2 separate regions of the Homo sapiens genome follow, and region 2 is linked to region 1. Evidence: chromatin contacts called from ENCODE Hi-C or POLR2A ChIA-PET data. All regions are on one chromosome and are shown on one strand. The core of a region is the stretch at or near the end of the contact, and the rest is flanking DNA. Distances in the headings are between cores, read along the strand shown. Region 1 holds the start of NUP155 (nucleoporin 155). Region 2 holds the start of OSMR-DT (OSMR divergent transcript).

What was found. A loop is a pair of places that touch in the nucleus more often than their neighbours do. ChIA-PET counts read pairs that join two places held with the same protein, here RNA polymerase II (POLR2A). Pooled maps may share reads with other maps.
Region 2: a loop to region 1 is called in a pooled map, with 5 times the contacts of the local background. The contact joins the promoter of OSMR-DT here to the promoter of NUP155 in region 1. A Hi-C loop is called at or near these places in 8 of 50 pooled maps. POLR2A ChIA-PET finds 5 or more read pairs at or near these places in 2 of 52 experiments (A549 and activated CD8-positive, alpha-beta memory T cell).

What each region holds. Positions count from the first base shown.
Region 1 is chr5:37,369,743-37,373,554 of GRCh38, forward strand. NUP155 (nucleoporin 155) reads right to left here and starts at 1,364. Exons shown (of 35, transcript NM_153485.3): 1 at 1,079-1,364. The coding sequence starts at 1,235. RefSeq lists enhancers at 1,037-1,146, 1,267-1,356.
Region 2 is chr5:38,843,856-38,847,665 of GRCh38, forward strand. It overlaps OSMR-DT (OSMR divergent transcript), which reads right to left and starts at 1,974. Exons shown (of 4, transcript NR_109951.1): 1 at 1,813-1,974. OSMR (oncostatin M receptor) reads left to right here and starts at 2,157. Exons shown (of 18, transcript NM_003999.3): 1 at 2,157-2,532.

The sequences.
Region 1 (3,812 bases), core at 114-2,613:
GGTTTACACTGCACAAATTATCCTATTTAGATTACTTTGGTTCTTGCTCACCAACAATCTTTTCTTTCTTACACTTCGCTGGTTTTCTCCAAATTCCATCTCACAAAGGGGTCACTTTTTCTAGCAACTGATGTAATTCCATAAGCCGTGGGGAGCTGGTTATAACTTAAAACTGTTAAACAAATTACTTTCCAGTCACCTATATTGTCAACACATATTCTGCCTTACTCTCCCTGTACATAAGCACTGTGATTTCCCTGTTCTCTTTCTTTATTCCACTGGTAGTTCTTTTAAGATCCTCCAGCATTTCATAACACACATCTCTACACATAATAAAGCGTTTCTTGGCCGGGTGCAGTGGCTTGCGCCTGTAATCCCAGCACTTTGGGAGGCCGAGGCGGGCGGATCACTTGAGGTCAGAGTTCGTGACCAGCCAGGCCAATATGGTGAAACCCCGTCTCTACTTAAAAAACACAAAAATTAGCCGGGCTTGGTGGCAGGCGCCTGTAATCTCAGCTACTTGGGAGTCTGAGGCAGAAGAATCGCTTGAACCCAGGAGGCGGAGGTTGCAATGAGCCGAGATCGCGCCATTGCACTTCAGCCTGGGCGAAGAGGGAACCGCTCCGTCTCAATAAATAAACAAATAAATATAAAGCAAAGCGTATCTTTAAGATAACATGCTAAATTTCCAAATTAACTTCGTTTGCTCTTACGATCTACTCAAACACTAACAGGAGAAATGAACAAATTTGGGACTTGGATCTGGAGATGCTTCTCATATGGCCTTAGCCATAAGCACTTGAGAGCGGCGAGAAGCTCATTAAGGTTGAGGTCTTTGCCTCTTTCTGCTTCAACTGGGAGCTTGCTCTTCACTCTTGCCCTCTCAAGTATCTACAATGAAGAAAGTGAGGAAAGGAAAAAACCTGAAAAGAAGCTGCTTGCTGTTCTCCAAAAATGCAGCCAACAGTGCCATAAATCTCAGCATATCCTCGCCGGGACCAACGCTGGGGATAAGTAGCAAATTAGGAAGTCAGGCGAGAGTCCTTTAGGTTGAGAAAGCAGGGTCACTATCACTCACTTGGGGCAGACACCATAAGCAGCTCGGAAAGGTCCGGGTACATGCGGTCCTCTTGCAACTGACGGTCGATGAGCCGTCCAGCATTTTCCAGAGCTTCCTGCAGGGCTGCGGCAGATGTAGAGGCCGGCATCGCCGCGCCCAACAAAGAAGACGGCATCTCGGAAATCGTAGACACCAGGGTCCAGAAAAAGTCAAAAACCAAGGAGAAACAAGAAAAGATCCAAGAAGTTAGCTTAGATCCGCCGCCTAGGGCGCGCGCGCCAAACGAGCGCCTTGGCGCCTCGACATGACGCACTTCCGCTTCATCCGGTGGGGAACTGGAAGACGCCGTTCTGGCCTGGGAAGAGGAAGCTGTTGGGAGGGGGCTAGAGGTTGTGGGTGGAGCTAGGAGGCTGCTGATGCTTTCGAGGGGGTTGAGGGTTTTGGGGTGTGGCAGGGTAAAATTAGGGTAGGTTATTTAGGGAAGGGAGGGAGGGAAAGGAAGGGAAGGATAAAGGGGAGGGAACAGGGAAGGAGAGGGGCGGGATGGGGTTGGATAGGGTGAGGAGGAAGGAGGGAGGAGGGATACGGTAGGTGGGAGCTAGGTCGTGTGTCTGGCCTAGGAGGTTGGTCAGGTTCCGTTGGTTTAAGCGCGTGCTCGACCTGAGTCTTGGAACTTCCCGCGTCGGTATCCGCTAACTGCAGCTATATGAGTTCGCGCATGAGCGCGCAGTTTGGTTCTCCAAGTAACTGCTTTTGTGAGAGTAGTTAAGAATTGGTAGGTCGCTGTCACAGAGAGGGATATAAACCAGTATCTCACTATATTCTTCGCGGGCTTCAGTGTAAATTAGAATTCATCAGGCTTTTCCATTTGCGTGTCGCTGTCTTTTGACTTTGTTGCCCCTTAGTATAAAATACGTGTTTAAGAAGAAGCTGAGTGCAGGTGGACCGCTGCCGTGCTTTTTATCGTGGCAGAGATAGCAGACAGTTCTAATTCATCTTTCCATTCCCAGCGCTAGTATAGGAACTCGTATGAGATAGGAACCCAAGAGTTCATACAATCCTAAGAAACTGAATACTTGCCTTGTGCCTGGTGCTGGGACTATCAAACTAACACAGTGTTTCCTGTCCTTAAGGTGCTTCAAGCAGAGACAAAGGGCTTCATTATAATTTTTCTATTTGGATAGGTATAAACTATAGCAGGATAGGAGAAAGCAGAGAGGTAAAAGAGGCTTCATTTACTACAGAAGGCAACCTGAGTGGGTAAATCAAAGCACTTTTTAGAAAGCTGCTCTTATTTAGAATCTCACCTAAGAAAGCTTCCAGTTATGTTCTTCAGAATTTCACAAATCAATAACTGAATTACTCTAAATTGGTCTTTTGCTATTTGAATTACATTTTTACTCCCTCAAAGACTTGACTACATTTCTGAAAATTGAAAGTTCTTTGATGTTACCAATCTACACTTAAAATTTGACATAGCCAATATACCAAGAAAAACTGGATTTTTTATCATTGGTATATAGATAGGCAGTTGGGTCTCTAGCTGTGAGTTTACTTTATTTGGTAGACCATAGATTGAAAAGTGGTGGTCTGGCACCGAGTTTGTTTTTAATTTGAGACAAAATACACAAAGTTTTCAACTCCATAAATTGGAAGATTCAACAACGTTGCTGTGATATTCCTGCATAGAAGTAAAGCTCCCCAAAGTGTAATCTAACTAACTTAATTCATTGGCATATTGCCTATGCTTTCCCACTACAACTGCTAAACCGAGTAATTTCTACAAAAGACTGCAAAGCCTTAAATACGGACTCTGGCACTTTACAGGAAAAGTTTGCTGACCTCTTCCCTAGAACAGATAATTATGAATTTTTTTGGTCTTAGGACCCCCTTGATACCCTTAAAAATTATTCAGGATTCCAGAGAGTTTTTGTTTCATGTTGGTTACATCTATTAATATTTGTGAATAACTCAAACTGAAAATTAAAATGTTTAACATTGTATTTAAAAGAGTAACAAGGCCGAGCACAGTGGCTCACACCTGTAATCCCAGCACCCAGCACTTTGGGAGGCCAAGGCAGGTGGATCACAAGTTCAGGAGTTGGAGACCAGCCTGGCCAATATGGTGAAACCCCGTCTATACTAAAATACAAAAATTAGCTGGGCGTGGTGGCGTGCGCCTGTAGTCTCAACTGTTCAGGAGGCTGAGCCAGGAGAATCACTTGAACCTAGGAGGCAGAGGTTGCAGTGAGTCGAGATCGTGCCACTGCACTCCACCCTGGGCAACAGAGTAAGACTCCGTTTCAAAAAAAAAAAAAAAAAGCATACCAAGCTTAATCCATGTTAATATAACACTTTTTTAAAATGAGAAATCACTATAGTTTCTAAAACAGGGAGAAGAATGCGATTATTTCATATTTTTGCAAATCTCTTTAGTGTCTGGCTCAGTAACGGATGGCTGGATTCTCATATCTGTATCTGCTGTCAATTGAAGAAAAATAACCCTCTTTTAAAGAATTAAAGTCAGTTTGATTCAGACTCAGGATTGCAACCTTTCAGAGAGTTTCTGTTAAGACTGCTCCAAAGTAGCTTTTAGCCCACAGCTTACATGTCAGGGGTTGGAAGCTCTGCATGTGCTCAGAAATTACATTAAACATGCTCATAAACTGGGTATAGTGACTCACACCTGTAATTCTAGCACTTTGAGAGGCCTATGCATGAGGGTCTCTTGAGGCCAGGCATTCAAAACCAA
Region 2 (3,810 bases), core at 724-3,223, 1.5 Mb after region 1:
CCTTGGCTTGAGTCAGCATAAGCAGGATCTGTCTCAGTGGTCACACAGTGTTCTTTCTGGGTGTCTGTGTCCAAATTCCCCCCTTTTCAGAAGTACAGCAGACACTGGATTAATCTTATATGACCTCAGGTTAACTTGATTAAAGCTGCAAAAACATTATTTCCAAATAAACTGATATTTGGAGGTTTTGGGTGGATCTGACTTTATGGACCCAGTGCACCCACTGTTAAGGGTATAATCGCGAATTTATATGGTGCTACTGCATCTAGATTCTAGAATAACGTATAAATTTAAGAAATTAGAATGGTGCAAAAACAGATAAATTATATGTGGGCACCAAATTTTTACACTTCAGTCTCCTTCAATTGCAATAGGAGCCCAAAATAAGCCTCACTTTTTAGAAATTCATACTGGGCTGAATATTTTTATTTGACATCTCATTTGCTAGAAGAGAGATCCCTTTTAACTGTTTCTATAAAGAATAATTTTTTTTCTCAGTAAAATATAAAATCATAAAGACTTTCCAACTCTTGGGCTTGGCAGTTTCCATAACCATGCAGATGGCTAAACTAATGGACTCTTTAAAACTCTTCAAGTAATGAGAGGTGTGGCAAAGGACCATACATTTATTGAGACAAAAATACATTTTATTATCATCAAATATTTACTATGCATCATGGTCTTTGTGGCCCCATTAGGTATTAAGTGTATTAGGGCCTTTAGGCCTTTGTTTTAGGAAAAATAAAAAAACAAAAGGACTCTCAGCTTTCCTTGGGATGACATTGGGGAGGAGCCAGATATGTGAACAAACACAAAAGTAACATTTTAAAATAATTCTGACATTATTTTGAGTCATCCAGTCAATTCAATATAGGATTCTAAGATATGTTTATGGTCGATACTTGTTGATCACTCTTGGTTCCCTCCCCCACCCCCCTCCTACAACCTTGCTTTTGTGATACTTTCCAGGGTCCCCAAACTCAAACCAAACTAGGCTCAGCTGATCTGGAGCAAGGCCCCTTGCCTGCTGATTTGTCAGGCATCCAGACAGGCGAGGCTATGGGAGCTCCCGGTCCGAGGCTGCCTCGGAAGGCTCCTGTTATCCTCTAAGAGAGGTGAAATGCACCTTTCAAAGGCCCAGACACGGTAAAGATTGGATGGCATTTTTGGCCGGGCGCAGTGGCTGACGCCTGTAATCCCAGCACTTTGGGAGGCTGAGGCGGGCGGATCACGAGGTCAGGAGATCGAGACCATCCTGGCTAACACGGTGAAACCCCGTCTCTACTAAACATAGAAAAATTAGCCAGGCGTGGTGGCGGTCGTCTGTAGTCCCAGCTACTAGGGAGGCTGAGGCAGGAGAATGGTGTGAACCCGGGAGGCGGAGCTTACAGTGAGCCGAGATCGCGCCACTGCACTCCAGCCTGGGTGACACAGTGAGATGCCGTCTCAAAAAAAAAAAAAAAAAAAGGTTGAAGATTGGATGGCATTTTTAAGGGGAAAAGTAAACCATGTGTAGCATGTCGTAGCATTGGGAAATAAAGGTTTCGGGACTGTTGTAGCCGAAGAAACTTTGTCGGACAGGGCGTTTCTGGATAGAACGCGAGTAGGGGAAAAATGGGGACCGTTTGATTCGGTTCAAACACGTTTTCGTTGCTCTGGACGCCAAATGGAAACACGGCCAAAATTTAGTTAAAGGACTTCTCTTGCCTGAAGATTTTCGGACGGGGATCTCACGGGTTTGGCCTCTGGGTTGGGATGACAAGTGCCCCTGTGGGATACACAGCCCCAGGCCTCATCGGTCACTCGGCTTACCTCTGGTTCCGCCGGCTGGCCCGTGCGTCCTTGGCCGGGGCAGGAGCAGCGCTGCGCGCGGGGCACGGAGCCTCGGCCGCCGAGTTTTCGGTTTCCAAGTTTCCTTCCCAGGCCTCTCCCACTTCCTCTTCTCACCAGTGCCCGCCCGCCCGCAAAGTCCGGGTTGTGAGGCTGCGCCTCCCCCAGGATCGCGGCCGCCTCCCCCCGGGACTGAAGGGAGGGAATTCCTGTGGGTCCCAGGAGTGCCAAGAGTGCGCAGCAAGACGGGAAATTGCAAAAGACCTCACCCCTCTGCCCTCCCCCGCGGTTTTCCAGTAACTCCCGCCCCTCCGCGCTTGCCCCGCAGCTGATTCATAGCCCCGGCCCGGGCCGCCTCTGCACGTCCGCCCCGGAGCCCGCACCCGCGCCCCACGCGCCGCCGAGGACTCGGCCCGGCTCGTGGAGCCCTTCGCCCGCGGCGTGAGTACCCCCGACCCGCCCGTCCCCGCTCTGCTCGCGCCCTGCCGCTGCGCCGCCCTCGGTGGCTTTTCCGACGGGCGAGCCCCGTGCTGTGCGGGAAAGAATCCGACAACTTCGCAGCCCATCCCGGCTGGACGCGACCGGGAGTGCAGCAGCCCGTTCCCCTCCTCGGTGCCGCCTCTGCCCAGCGTTTGCTTGGCTGGGCTACCACCTGCGCTCGGACGGCGCTCGGAGGGTCCTCGCCCCCGGCCTGCCTACCTGGTGGGTGAAAACTAAATGATTCATTCCTTACAGGCCGCACAGTGCCGAGTCGCCCATTTCTCAGACTGTTTGAAATTCACCATCCCAGCGCCTTTTTCTCAAATGATGGTGGAATGTTTGTTGAGTGGAAAATTCCCACTTGAATCCCTCTTTCCTCTCTCCCAACACATCGTGTGGAGGAGTTCATTGCTTCCCCTACCTCTCCTCTCGTAACCCTTGACTCCCACCTGAGAGAGCCATTTTTCTGGGAATCCGTGTATCTCTCCCACCTGGTCCCTAGCGTAGAAGCGGGAGGAGCTCAAGCACAGGTGGAGAGAGGAATCCCCGGGCGACTCTGCAATAGCGTCCGTCCGGGGCGCTTACCTTCTTCTCCAGCCACTTGAGTGGAAGTGGCCCTCTACATTCTGGAAACCTAGGCACGGAGGGGTTCAGTAACTTGTCCAAGGCCATATGGCTAGCTGTGAGGGCACTGAAATCCGAGCCCGGCTCTCGCAGGCCAGGGCTTTACCCCTGACACCGCGATTCCTTTCTCGATAGTTCTTCATCTGCCCTTCATCCACCTACCCATGCATGCCTGCATCCGTCCATCCATCCTGCCTGCCTTGCTGCGGGAGGCACAGTGCTAGGTGCTGCTGATGGAGTGGCTTGGTAACAGACCTGCCTTGAAAACACTTTGGGAACAAGATATTCAAGAGAAGTAAATGGAAGGGTCTATGAAGGCAGAGAAGATAGAATTGAATGTAGGATACTTAGTTTGAGCTAGAAGGAATTCTGATGGAGGAGAAAGAAATTTTTAGGTTTTATTCCCAAGATTAAAACTGACTTTGGAACATGGGTCAAACTACTTATCACCTCTTAGTTTCCTTGTCTGCAAATAATAATGGTTCATACTTACTGTGAACCAGCCCCTATTCTAAGCACTTGACATATGCTAGCTCATTTAAGCTTCACGGGTGAGGCGGGTACTAGTTTTTTATTATATTTTATTGAGGAAACTGAGGCCCAAAGAGGTTTTGTAACTTTTCTAGGGTTACACAGCTAGCAGGTGACAGTATCAGGATTTGGGTTTGGAGTCTGCTCATGATCACCGTGCTGTAGCTCAAACTCTAAGACTGGGTGGGGTGTTTCATTATGGTCTTGCTTTGTCTCTCTCCTGGGCTGCTTTAAAATGCACTCAGAGCCCTTGATGTCCCCAAACTCCGCTGTGTCTGAGAATCATTTCTTGAGCTTTCAAAGCATCAAACTCCAAACACAGCCTTCTATTCAGAATCTTCAGGA